Linked DNA regions of Homo sapiens: region 1 is linked to region 2. The links are chromatin contacts, found by Hi-C or POLR2A ChIA-PET in ENCODE. All regions are on one chromosome and are shown on one strand. The core of a region is the stretch at or near the end of the contact, and the rest is flanking DNA. Distances in the headings are between cores, read along the strand shown. Region 1 has its middle 17 kb from the start of ARMC12. Region 2 overlaps FKBP5 (FKBP prolyl isomerase 5).

Region 1 (6,167 bases), core at 2,439-4,938, 140 kb before region 2:
TGTTTACTTTTTATTTTTGCTTTTTGTATTTCCAGTCTTCTGGGAATTTTCCCAAGATCCCTTCTGCCTTCTTCCCTCTGACACCATCTTTTTTCCCAGGAAGCATCTTCCATTTGTTCCTACCTCCACGCCCTATGCCTCACCTTGCCCCAAGCTTCTGCCAGTGTCAGATTGCTCAGCCTTGTTAATCCAGTGGGCACTTACAGAGCACCTACTGTGTGTCCCAGGAATTGAGTTAATGCCCTGGGAACCAAAGTCCTACACCTGTGCCTGGGCATTTATTTATTTATTTTTATTTTAATTTTTATTTTATTTTATTTATTTATTTTTTGAGATGGAGTCTCGCTCTGTCGCCCAGGCTGGAGTGCAGTGGTGTGATCTCAGCTCACTGCAACCTCTGCCTCCCGGATTCAAGCAATTCTCCTGCCTCAGCCTCCCAAGTAGCTGGGATTACAGGCCCCCGCCACCACGCCCAGCTAATTTTTTGTATTTTTAGTAGAGATGGCGTTTCACTGTGCTGGCCAGGATGGTCTCGATCTCCTGATCTCATGATCCGCCCGCCTTGGCCTCCCAAAGTGCTGGGATTACAGGCGTGAGCCATCGCGCCCGGCCATGCCTGAGCATTGATTAAGCACCTACTGTGTGTGTGTGCCAAGTATTGTGCTACAAACTGGGGACACAAAACCTGGTCGCTGCCCTCCTATGGGCTACTTGGAAAGTCTGAGTCCCTGGTTTACTTGGGAAAATGCACAAAAACGGATCATTATAATGTCTTGGGAAGTTGGGGACTGGGTGTGGCCAGAGCAGAAGGTTCAGGGAGAGAGGAATTGGCCAGGCAGAGCAAGGGTGCAGGACGTTCCAGGTAGAAGGAACAGTGTGTATAAAAGCACACAGGCGTGAAGCAGCCCGGTGTTCTCTGGTGGGCACTGGGAGTTGTTTGGTCTGGCTGGACATGGAGTGCAGGTTGGAGAGCCCGGGGAGATGAGGCCAGAGGCAGGCAAGCCCAGATGGTGCAGAACCTCGTGTTCCAGCAAGAGTTGACCTTTATCCTGCAGCAGCCGGAAGCCCAGGCAGCCTCATGGTTCCCTGCAGCCCGGGAGCTTCAGGGCTGAGCCTGGGCCAGAGCCAGGCCCAAAGCACTCTCCTCCGATCCCCCATTAGCCCACATTCACAGCCCTCAGCAAGGCCTGTGAGAGTTAGTCACTTAAATATAATGCTATTTCCAAAGCTCATTCATTCATTCATTCATAAATGTTTAGCAAGCGCTGATGTTTGCCAGGTGCTGCTCTGAGCACCGTGAATGGGTCATTAAACCCCACAGAGGTTCCAGCTTTCAAGAAACTTATATCCTTGGCAGTTGGGAAGGGGACAGGCCATAAAAAAAAAACAGAACAAATAAGTAAGAAAATTTCAGATCACAATATGTGCAAAGAAGAAAATGAATAGGGATGCGATGGAGTGTGATGGGGGGTCTGCTGAGTACTCAGGGAAGGCTGCTATGAGGAAGGTTATATTTGAGCTGAGACCTGGATGACAAGAATAAACTAGTCACGTTAACATCTGGAGGCTGAGGGTTTCAGGCACAGGGAACAGCACAGCACATGCAAAGTCCTCAAGGCAAGAAAGAGCTTTGTGTTTTCCAGGTTTAGAAAAAAGGCTGAGTTCAAATCCACTACTCTCCAGTAATCCTCTGCAAGGATTATTACACCCATTTTGTAGAGATGGAAACTGAGGCTTGGTCAGGAAGGTTAGTTTCTTGGTCAAAATCACAACTGGGAGTACGCATTTTGGCTGTAAAGCCACTATTGTCGGCTGGGCATGGTGGCTCATGCCTGTAATCCCAGCACTTTGGGAGGCCGAGGCGGGCAGATCACCTGAGGTCAGGAGTTCAAGACCAGCCTGACCAACATGGAGAAATCCCGTCTCTACTAAAAATACAAATTAGCCGGGCGTGGTAGCGCATGGCTGTGGTCCCAGCTGCTCGGGAGGCTGAGGCAGGAGAATCATTTGAACCCGGGAGGCGGAGGTTGTGGTGAGCCGAAAGCATGCCATTGCACTCCAGCCTGGGCAATAAGAGGGAAACTCCATCTAAAAAAAAAAGCCACTATTTTGGGGTGTGTGTATATGTGTGTTTTTTAAATAAAAAAATCAAGTTCAGCAACCATGTGTCCTAAATTATCTAGAATGGTCAAATTTCTAAAATTCTTTTTTTTTTTGGAGACAGAGTCTCGCTCTGTGGCTGTGAGTGCAGTGGCATGATCCCAGCTCACTGCAACCTCCACCTCTCGAGTTCAAGCAATTTTCCTGCCTCGGCCTCCCAAGTAGCTGAGATTACAGGCGCCTGCCACCATGCCTGGCTAATTTTTGTATTTTTAGTAGAGACGGGGTTTCACCATGTTGGCCAGCGTGGTCTCAAACTCCTGACCTCAGGTGATCCACCCGCCTCAGCCTCCCAAAATGCTGGGATTACAGGTGTGAGCCACCGTGCCCGGCCCTAAAATTCTTATTGTCTTCTGGACAGTCATCTTGGACATGCTCTGTGTTCCATATCATGACTTCAAGCCTTGCCTTTTTCATGTACTACCAGTGGGATCCTAGACTAGCACTTTACCACTTTAAGCCTCAGTTTCCTAATTTGTAAATAAGGAGTAATTGTAATCATTCCAATATCACAGGCTTGCTGGGAGGATTAAATGAGATCATCCACATCAGGGTCAGCACAGTGCCCGGAATGGGGTACCTGTGAAATTAATGGTGATTCTTCTTTATTGTTACCTTGGAAAATGGAGGCCAACTGCAGGATGATCGTGGCTCCAAGGAGCTGGGGACCCAAGACATGCACAGAGAAAGAGAGACCAACAATGTGAGGCCTCTGATGCATGAGACAGGCAGGGGAGTAGTGGGAGGAGAGAGCAAGAGTGAGCAGCCAGGAGGGCCTCTTCCCTTCCCTTTACTCAGCCTGTCACTCCTCTGCTAGGATCCTGCATTGACACATCTTGTACTTCCTGTTTCCAGGGAAATTCCTCGCTGCCGGACTGCGCCCACCCTTGAGGACCTCACATTCTCTTTGGGCAGAGCGGAAGCCAGACAGAGACAGGGACTACGAAGCGACAATCCCCAGCCCTGTGTGTGCAAGGAGCCCCCGAGGGGCAGGCAGCCACGCTGCAGAAGGCTAGACTCTCCGACCCCCAGGGAGCCTGGTGTGGGCTGCAGGGACAGAACGCTTCTCAGAGGAGGTAGGGACCCCATGGAGTACGTGACGCCTGGCCCTCCAGCTGCATGCTCCAGTTATCAGGACAGAGACCCCTCCCCACCCATTCCCAGGCTTCCCTGGCTCCCTGCTCTGCTGCTGGGAGGCCCTGTCACCACACATGCGCGTGCACGCACTAACATACACACACCCCTCTCAGGCACCCCCGGAAGACCAGCTGCAGCTGGGGGTGGGGGTGCACGGAGCACAGCCAGGGTTCTCAGATCCCTAGCCTGCTCTCCCACCCCGCCCTAGCCCCCAACTGCCGAGCTGCTTCTAGTTTTAAAGCAAAACATGACTCTGTCCTTCCTGCTGCTCAGTGGCAGCAACACTGCCTGGGGTTATTTTTAGCAGGGATGCAGGGAAGGCACAGTTCTCCTTGACTTTAACTAGGGACAACCCCCACCCCTCAGCCAAGACTCACTGGAGGAGGCCGGGTACGGAAACCCCCCTCCCAGAAAGGGGAAATGGTGTGTTTTCTGTTCCTTCAATTCACTAGAATGGGAGTTGCAGTCAAGCTTGGGGTTGAACTGATGGGAAATTCTAGGTTCCAAAGCCTGTGGGCTCTGCCCCATCCCTGGTCTCTGTGTTTCCATGAATCCGGGAAGCAAGAGGCACATGGTGTCTGGAGTCGAGGTGCCCTGTCTGTGGGTGTTGGTGTCCCTGGGAAACTGCTTGGTTATAGCCAGGCTCTGTGGACTACACAGGGGCACCAGGCATTGTGGGTGGTGTTTCACAGGCGCTGGCTAAATAATTCATTAAACTGAGCATGTCCGTTCCGTGTATTTTTCTGTATGTGTATCTTTTAGATGCTAGCAGTACTTTATGAGGTATAATGTACATACATTCCACATCCAGTAAAATGCACAGATCTTAAGTGTACAGCCTGATGAATTTTGACAAATATATCTGCCCATGTAACCATCACCTAGATCAAGATTTCAGACATTTTCACCACCTCCAAATTCCTTCGTGCCCCCTTCCAGTCAGTCTCTACCGCAGAGGCAACTGATTCTGATTTCTATCACCATAGATCATGTGTGTGTTTTACAAAGTTAAAAGAAATACAGCTGCTGTCATAGAAGAGGGAAATGAGCAATAAAGTTCTTAACATGAAAGGGAGGCCTCAAAAAAGGGGTTACTGGAACTGGAAAAAATGAAGGTATCATTGGCTGGGAAACAGGAGGTTTCAGACCCAGCCCAACCCCTCAGGGTTGGGACCAGAGGGCTTGGGACACTTCTTGGAGCAGAGAGGCTGTGAGTTGGGAGGGGGCAAGGGGAGGGCCAGCTGTGGCTCAGGCCCAGCTGCCTCCTGTTCTGCTAGAGGTCCCTGCCCCTCCTCCAGGCCCTCCCCACTGCACAGTTTCAGCAAGGCCAAGGCTGCAAGGAAAGGTTCTCTCAGGGGCATCTACCCAGAGGCAGAGTTTAGGGCCCCTGTGTAGTTAGATTATTTGTTTTTCTTGCCTTCCTCTTCAAGGTTTGGAACTCCTGTATCCTTTGTCCTGCCTGGGGAGGGGAGAGGCTGAGGCTGTCAAAGTAGAGTGCTAAGGAAGAGTCATGATGCTTTTCATTCTTTCCTTCCTTTCTTCATTCAAAAACAGTTATTTGAGCACCTGTGTTGTGCTGTAGATTCTGCTAGGTGCTGAGGATAGGAGAATAACTAAGCCACATTTTAGCTTGCTATGGAGTCCGAATTGGGATTCCCAGGTGAGGCCGGGCCTTATACCTCCTTTGTATTGGAGATGAGGGGCCCAAAGAGGGGAAGTGACTTATTCAGAATCACACAGCTAGCTGCTGGCAGAGGAAGGCAAAGAACAGGGATCCCTGATTCAGCCCTAGATGGGGATAAGAAAGCAAAGGAAACCAAACCAACAGCCGATTCCCCGGTGTTCCCTCCTGCAAGCTTTTTAGGGTGACAAAAATCACTGACCTGGAGTAAGAGGACCTCATTTCTACTGCTAGGTCTTAGAAACACTTCCTCTCTCTGGGCCTCAGCTTTCTTCCATGAACATGCGGGAGGCAGCTTGCAGAGGACCTCTGGCTCTCGCGAGCACACCCTGCATTTTCCCGCCTCTGTGCCTTTGCTCGAGTTGTTTCTGCCGCCTGGAATGCCCCCTTTCCCCTACCACTTCCTTCCTCTGACATTCTCCTAATCGTTTATGGCCTAATTCAAATGCCGCCCCCAGAGGCCCCCCAGTCCTTGGACATCTGGGGAGTGGTGTCATCCAGGTCTCCACTACTAGAACAGAGACAGAGCTGCCTCCATTTTGCAACCCTCCCATCCTAGGGCACAGCCTTCCAGGGAGATGGGGTCTGTTTTGCCAGCCACCGTTGGAGGAATCGAAGGGACTTATTCCTCCCGCCCTACACTTTCACCTGCCCCTTTTCAATGTTCAGAGACTGATGTCTTCCTTCTGCTGGGCCTCCAAGACATTGTGCTTTCTGCTGGCCATGCCAGCCCAGGCTGGAGCATCAAACCTGGGCACTTCTGGCAAAGGTGGCTGCCCTGGGAGGTGACCCCAGGAAGGATGAGACGGCGGGGCCTCAGCCAGAAGCACAGCTGCCCCACCTCAGTCGTCCAGTCCTCATTCACAAACACCCGGGCAGAAATCCTCCTTCCACCACAAACACATGACTCCTGTTCCCACAGCCATGTCCAGACCCACTCCTACCTGCCTGCCCACAACACCGAGTTTGCAAAAATGTCCCCCACGCTCCCACAGCTCCCCTGCCCCTCCCATGGGTGTGCATTGCCACAGGTGCACATTCATTGCACATACACACAGGGTGCACACAGACATGCACGTGGGCATGTAATGGGCAACACAGATGTGGACACATGCGTGCATACACACAGATGCATACATGGGCATGTAGCCCCACAAACACACGTGCACATGGAGCACACACTCACACA
Region 2 (6,880 bases), core at 4,096-6,595:
GGTCAGGAGTTTGAGACCAGCCTGGCCAACATGGTGAAAACCCATCTATGCTAAAAATAGAAAAATTAGCTGGACGTGGTGGCAGGTGCCTGTAATCTCAGCTATTCGGGAAGCTGAGACAGGTGAATCGCTTGAACCCAGGAGGTGGAGGTTGCCGTGAGCCGAGATCATGCCACTGCACTCCAGCCTGAGAGACAGAGCAAGACTCCGTCTCAGAGGAAAAAAAAAAAAATATATATATATATATATAAAAATATATATATATATAAAAATATATATATAAATATATACACACACACACATACACACACATACTTATATTCCAGGCATGGTGGCTCACACCTATAAATCCCAGCACTTTGGGAGGCCAAGGCAGGATTACTTGAGCCGAGGAGTTCAAAACCAGCTTGGGCAACATAGTGAGACCCCCCTCTCTGCAAAAAAATTTAAAATTTTCCTGGGTGTGGTAGCACATTCCTATATTTCCAGCTACTCAGGAGGCCAAGATAGGAGGATGGCTTGAGCCCAAGAGTTTGAGACCAGCCTGAGCAACATAGTGAGACCCCGTCTCTACCAAAAAAAAAAAAAAAAAATTAGCTGGACATGGTGGCACATGCTTGTGGTCCCAACTACTCGGGAGGCTGAGGCAGGAGGATTGCTTGAGCCTGGGAAATCGAGGCTACAGTGAGCCGCGATCGTGCCACTGCACTCCAGCCTGGACGACAGAGCAAGATCCTGTCTCAAAAAAAGAAAAAATAAAAGAGTATCCTGTCTCAAAAAAAGAAAAGACAACAGAGCAAGATCCTGTCTTAGAAAAAGAAAAAATAAAAAAAAATTCCATAAAGACTGAAGCCAACCTAAGAAATACAAAGAGACTTATTAACTAGGTGTTCTTTGTTTTTGTTTTTTGGGTGCTAAAACCTGGAATTGAACCATAACTAGGTTTTTGAGTAATTTGAGCTACATTATTAGGAAGCAGAATTACATGAGTTGCCAGAAAGATGAGTAACCCTTTTATTATTCACTTTTAAAAAGTAGAGGATAGTCACTGGGCGCGGTAGCTCACGCCTGTAATCCCAGCTGAGGTGGGTGGATCACCTGAGGTTGGGAGTTTGAGACCAGCCTGACCAATATGGAGAAACCCCGTCTCTACTAAAAATACAAAAAATTAGCCGGGCATGGTGGTGCATGCCTGTAATCCCAGCTACTCCGGAGGCTGAGGCAGGAGAATCACTTGAACCCGGGAGGCAGAGGTTGTGGTGAGCCAAGATCACACCATTGCACTCCAGCCTGGACAACAAGAGCGAAACTCCGTCTCAAAAAAAAAATAATAATAATAATAATAATAAAAGTAGAGGATAGCAGGGGCTGTGACACCAGGAACACACACTCGTTATCTTTTGAATAGAGAGAATTTTAGTTACCCATTTAAACTTCATAATTTATATGCAGTAAATAGCACTGACCACACCCACTGTCACTTTTCCTAAAGGCTCCCAGATTGTTCTCTTGACTCTGGTCCTTCTAAATCCAGCTTGTAAATGGCAAGTGCAGTTATTTCTGGATTTGTATCTGTAATGGTGGAAGTAATAATACACACAATACAAGCTAGCAGATGATAATGAAGTCATTTATTTATGGCTCTAAAGTGATATTTTTGCATGAGCTTTACTCCCAATTATGTTTTGCTTGAAGTCCCCCCCAGTATACATCTGCAAGTTGATACAATTTAGCAGTATTATTAGTATATCTGGTTGTTTTAGAGTGGCAAGACAACCTGACCCAGAATTTTGAAAATTCTGTATGAATATACAAACTACAACTTGACTACAGTCATGTTCCCATTTTAGAGTTGAAAAACAGGCTTGAGAGAAACAGCCTAGTGGAGAGGTTTGCAGAGGGAGATAAGGCATGGCCTTAACTTTGTGTGGGTTCACCTTGTATTTCTAAAGATGCACTTTGTAGCAGTGCTTACCAGAGTACGTTCCTTACTGTGTTTTTGCGGCTCCTCTCTCTTGAGCAACATTGTTCAAGCTACAGCTTGGTCATGATGGAAAGTGAGTTCTTCAAACAGTATGAAGAAGCACTGGCCTAGCAGTAAATTGGCACTGACACACAATTTCAACAGCCAGAGTGTTTTCAGTTTGGAGTATCTTCTAGAATTAGCTGCTCTTTGTTCCAATAGGCCTCAACTGATGCTTTTCTCTCTGTTCATCTAACCATTGTCACAAATTTACACACAGGCCAAAGAATCCTGGGAGATGGATACCAAAGAAAAATTGGAGCAGGCTGCCATTGTCAAAGAGAAGGGAACCGTATACTTCAAGGTGTGTGAGTCCCTATGCAATCCTTTCCATCTCAAAGAATTTATTCAAGTGTTGGTGAATTGTGCTGATATTCCCTACTCTGAATTTTGTCAACACTGCTTGGTAAGAATAAGCTGCAATTTTTATAAATCTGTCATTTTCAATATGAAAAATGGTGAGAAAACAATCATGTGGAAAAAAAAAAAAGTACAGATTCCTCTTTTACACATTCTGCTCTAGATTGTAACCTTCCATACAGGCAGACCAGGTCTGGCATCCCCACCCACCACAGTATCACTCACTCCTAAAGCATCTTGCTTGGTACATAGTTGGCACTCAACAAGTGTTTTTGGAATGAAAAAAGAATGAATAGAATAATTGTTAGCAAAGAATGGAATTCATAAGGGTAAGTTTCACATCATTTTTCTTTCTTCCTTTTTTTTTTTTTGTATGAGAGACAGGGTCTCCCTTTCTTTCCCAGGCTGGTCTCAAACTTCTAGCCTCAAGCAATCCTCCCACCTCAGCTTCCCAAAGTGCTGAGATTACAGGCGTGAGCCACTGCACCGGGCCCATCTTCCTTTAGACTGTCTTGATGAAGTCACTAGAGCATATGATAAAAGGAGAGAGGACATGCACAAATTTCAAAACAAACTGACAGGAGAGTATTGATTGCTTCTAATGGCCAAGATGATTCCTGCACACTTGCTTTTATGAGGAATCTCCGGATATTCCTGAATGATATTCATCATAAATTGCTTCTCAGAAACCCTTCTTGGAGCAACTAGGAGTGTGATATTTTCTCACTTAGATCTTAAACCTCTAGATGTAAGAAAAAAAGAAACCGCCCTTCATTCTGTTTTAATCAGTGTTCTACCCATTGCTTCCCCACCCCAAATATATGCCTTCTCCATGTCAAGCAGAAAGGGCTTAGTGATGAGAATTAGAGGGAGAATGGGAGTTCTGTCAAGGTTTCTTTCGTTTTCTGCCACTGCAATACAGAAATTAGATGTTTTTCAGCAGTATAAAGCAGTGAGGCATAAGTGTACTTTAACAAGTCTTTATGGGGCATCTGCTATAAGACATGCTATTATTAAGTTACAACCTTGTCAGGAGGGAGGAGTGGCAATGTTAATCCAAATGAAACAACTAGAGAATTATGTAAGAATATATAATCAACCCAAAATTAACACAGCCAGAGGGCACCATGTGTTTTCAGAATTTGAGCTGAGACAATATTGGGTCATGAAATCAGTTTTGTGGAAGTGTATTGCAATATGTTATAAGGATCAGTTTTGTTGCATAAAACTTTGCTTGTGTATGAGTAAGTACTGGATTGCATATTTCTTACTGTGGGTGGTATTCAAACAAATTTTAAATCATGGGTTTAGATAAGTATAAATATATAAATATGTTATTTATCATTATTTACTATGTATACTAAACTCTTATGGATCACCAGAAAGCATGGGGGTATGATAGAATAAGCTCAGAATTGGGAAAAATGGGCTTTATTGCTCTTCAAATGATTTAGTCATTTAAGGTCCAAAGAGGTTATATTTTCAAGTGAAAAATAGGGGAGTTAGATGTTCCCCAAGTTTCTTTCCAGCCTGAATTTCTGTGAGTTTCTAAACTCTCAAGAACAAGTGTTATTTTTTTGGTTTTGTTTTGTTTTTAATTCTAATTGAGGTATATTGGATACTTCTAAACTATTCAAGTAAGATTCCAAGTGGGTTATTTGTATATCCAAATACATAATACACTAGAGGGAAAAATGTTTCTACAAAATTTCTTAAGATCGTGAGTCCTTAACAGTATTTTCTATATTTCCGAAGTCCATAAAAATCCTTAACTATATTTTATATATTTCCTCAATACTTCCAAATAGAATATTAACAGTTTGGGAAGATTTGAGGCTTTTGGCCTTTGACTAGAATTATATCGATTCAGTGTAGTAAAACAGCTCAGCTATTCAGAGGCTCTAATCGGTGCTATGATACAGAATTTTGGAGAACATTATTGGTAATGAAATAATGTTATGAAGCCATCTGTCATATAGCTGTGTTCTGAATATATACAGAGAGATGGCCAGAATTAGTGATCAGTAGCAGAAAGCAATGAGTGTCTGTACAGTTACTTAACTTTGTTGCTTATCAGCATCACAACTGCAAGAGTGATACTATTATGAACCTACTTAAAATTACCAATCTTTGGATAAAATCTGGATCAGCAGTCACACACATGGAAAAAATTATTTTTAACATGGAATTTGATAGGCAAAATTTTTCAAAACATTAGTCCATTGGGGAAAAATTAATGAAAGGTTCAAAACCACTGACCTGAGACTTTTCTCCCAGAATGTCTCTGAACATTTTGTACCACTAAAAACTTCCCTGGAGGCACCTTTATAATTATAGGTAAAAGATCCCAGCAGTAGTCCTAGCGTTAGCTGTAAAACTTCAAAATGGTTAGTAGATAGTTTCCTGTACATATTCCCTTCCCAACTCAGGGCAGGTTTCAATCTGCCATACTGCCCTCCCGGGCCTTGTCTTTCCAGGGTGTCTGACTTGGCATGTTATGCATTTGCACAGAGTCCAGATGTGTAGGTGAGAGCAGAGATGGGCTGAACTAAAGATCTGTATTTCATGCCATCTGCATATTGGAATTCTGTTTCCATTGATCTGTTGGTTTGGTTTATACCTAAATGGGTAAAGCCTCTCTCCTGAGTAGGATTGAATTGTACTCAGCTTTTAAGTGGGAATGATTTTGCCATTGAAGATGTAAAGTCCTCATTTCAACCTCTGAATACTAAAGAGAAGAAAAATAGAGAACTCTATTTGGCTCTGAAAATAATTATTAAGTACAGGTAACAGCATAATATTAAGCCAGGCATTGTGCAAGCGAGTTAAACAGACACGATTTTTGCCCTCATAGCTGACAGTGTTCTGCAGGACAGGAGCATTAACTCACACCTGGTCAGTGTTTTTCTTTTTTCTGACTTGGCAGCAGAGTGGCAAGAAGGCTAAGAACACTGAAGTGATGTGGGATTCTTGCGCCCCCTTGTGCTTCTCCTGGGAAGAAAGCATTTCTAAAACAAACTAGTTGAGGAGAATTGTTCAACCTCTAAACTCTTCAGATAAATCGGGCTTTGCTATATTTTCACCACCCTTGCTGTTCCAAGATACCAGTAATGTGATTTAGAAACAAGCCGTTTATGACTCTAGGATTTGATGTTTTAAAAAAAATTCCTAAGAAGAGTCCACCCTGTCTTTCATCTCTTTCCTTTAGTGCAGAATTTTTCAACCTCAGTACTATCAACATTTGGAGTGGGATAATTCTTGATTGTGTGGGGCTGTCTTGTGCATTGTAGAATATTTAGCAGCATTCCTGGCCTCTGCCCATTAGATGCCAGTAGCATCCTACCCAGTTATGACAACTAAAAATGCCTCCAGACCTGCCAGGTGTTCCCTGGGGGGCAAAATCACCCCCCAGTTGAGAACTGCTTTAGTACCTCAGAAGCAGGGAGTACAAGACAGACTTTTCGCTAATTGGAAGTTGAAGTCTAAATAAAGTTACATGATATATATGCAAGAGCTTTCAAAAAATTAAAATGCCCTATGTGAAGGAACTATTAAGAAGTCTAATACCTGTTTTTTGTGTTTTGTTTTGTTTTACCATGGCCTTCTACCATTCTGATTATTCAGAACTTATTGAAATGTTAAGATCTAGGTTTTTGTCCTCCCTGGCTCTTCTTTTCTTTCCCTATACAATATATTAGGAGATAATCAGAAAAGTTAAGTTAATCAATGCATTAGAGAGGGAGGAGGAGAGAGGATGAAGAAATGAGGCATGACAGGGGAAATGCCTGTCCTTCCTATCTCATCTCAGTGAAACAACACTTTTCATTTCCACCCACACATTTTTTGCTCCCAATGATAGCAAAAGGTTTTGTTGTTGGTATTGTTTTTAGAGAGAGAGGGTCTTACTCTGTCACCCAGGCTGGAGTGCAGTGGCACAAGCATAGCTAACTGCAGCTTCGAACTCCTGGACTTAAGAGATCCTCCTGCCTCAGCTTCCCAAAGTGCTGGGACTATAGGCGTGAGCCACCACACCACTTTAGAAAAAGTCTTGATTCCATATTTACATTCCTTTGATTTCAATATTTACTCAACAAACCTTTATTAAAGACCTCTTGGTGCTAAACCCTGAATATTCCAAAAGGGAGAGGACAATGCTGCCTGTCCTCAAAGACCAGCAAGAGAAAAGGCAGTGACAGAAAGAAAATGCCGACCTGAAACTGGTGAGGACTTTATTCTTTTTTTTTTGTAGCATCCAAAAAAGGAGTGGTAGGCCTAAGACTATGACAAAATTTAAGTATTGTCTTAGCTTGGGCTGCCACAGTAAAATACCATACACTGGGTGGCTTCAACAACAGGAATTTACTTCTGGAGACTGTAAGTCCCAGATCAAGGTGTTAGCAGGATCAGTGTCTGGGGAGGGCCTCTCCTCTGGTTCCTTGTAGCTCCCTTCTTGCTGTGTTCTCACATGGCCTTTCCACATGCATGTGAGTGGAGAGA

The links. A loop is a pair of places that touch in the nucleus more often than their neighbours do. ChIA-PET counts read pairs that join two places held with the same protein, here RNA polymerase II (POLR2A). Pooled maps may share reads with other maps.
Region 1: a pooled map shows a loop between it and region 2 (2.6-fold over the local background). The contact joins two enhancer-like sites. A Hi-C loop is called at or near these places in 3 of 168 maps with a recorded cell type or tissue (endometrial microvascular endothelial cells, gastrocnemius medialis and posterior cingulate gyrus) and 2 of 50 pooled maps. POLR2A ChIA-PET finds 5 or more read pairs at or near these places in 13 of 52 experiments (CD4-positive, alpha-beta T cell, CD4-positive, alpha-beta memory T cell, CD8-positive, alpha-beta T cell and 9 more).

The regions. Positions count from the first base shown.
Region 1 is chr6:35,717,397-35,723,563 of GRCh38, reverse strand. It overlaps a transcript of FKBP5 not described here. Among named protein-coding and RNA genes, the nearest start is that of ARMC12, 17 kb to the left of the region's middle. RefSeq lists enhancers at 2,822-3,061, 5,500-6,065 and a silencer at 4,818-5,112. Within about 2 kb of position 3,688, at least 28 of the 41 ENCODE cell types and tissues checked have a DNase peak (open chromatin) inside an H3K27ac peak, as active enhancers do; they include gastrocnemius medialis, where a contact is called at or near this core.
Region 2 is chr6:35,582,481-35,589,360 of GRCh38, reverse strand. It overlaps FKBP5 (FKBP prolyl isomerase 5), which reads left to right. Exons shown (of 11, transcript NM_004117.4): 8 at 2,244-2,327. Among named protein-coding and RNA genes, the nearest start is that of LINC03135, 42 kb to the right of the region's middle. Within about 2 kb of position 5,345, at least 9 of the 41 ENCODE cell types and tissues checked have a DNase peak (open chromatin) inside an H3K27ac peak, as active enhancers do; they include gastrocnemius medialis, where a contact is called at or near this core.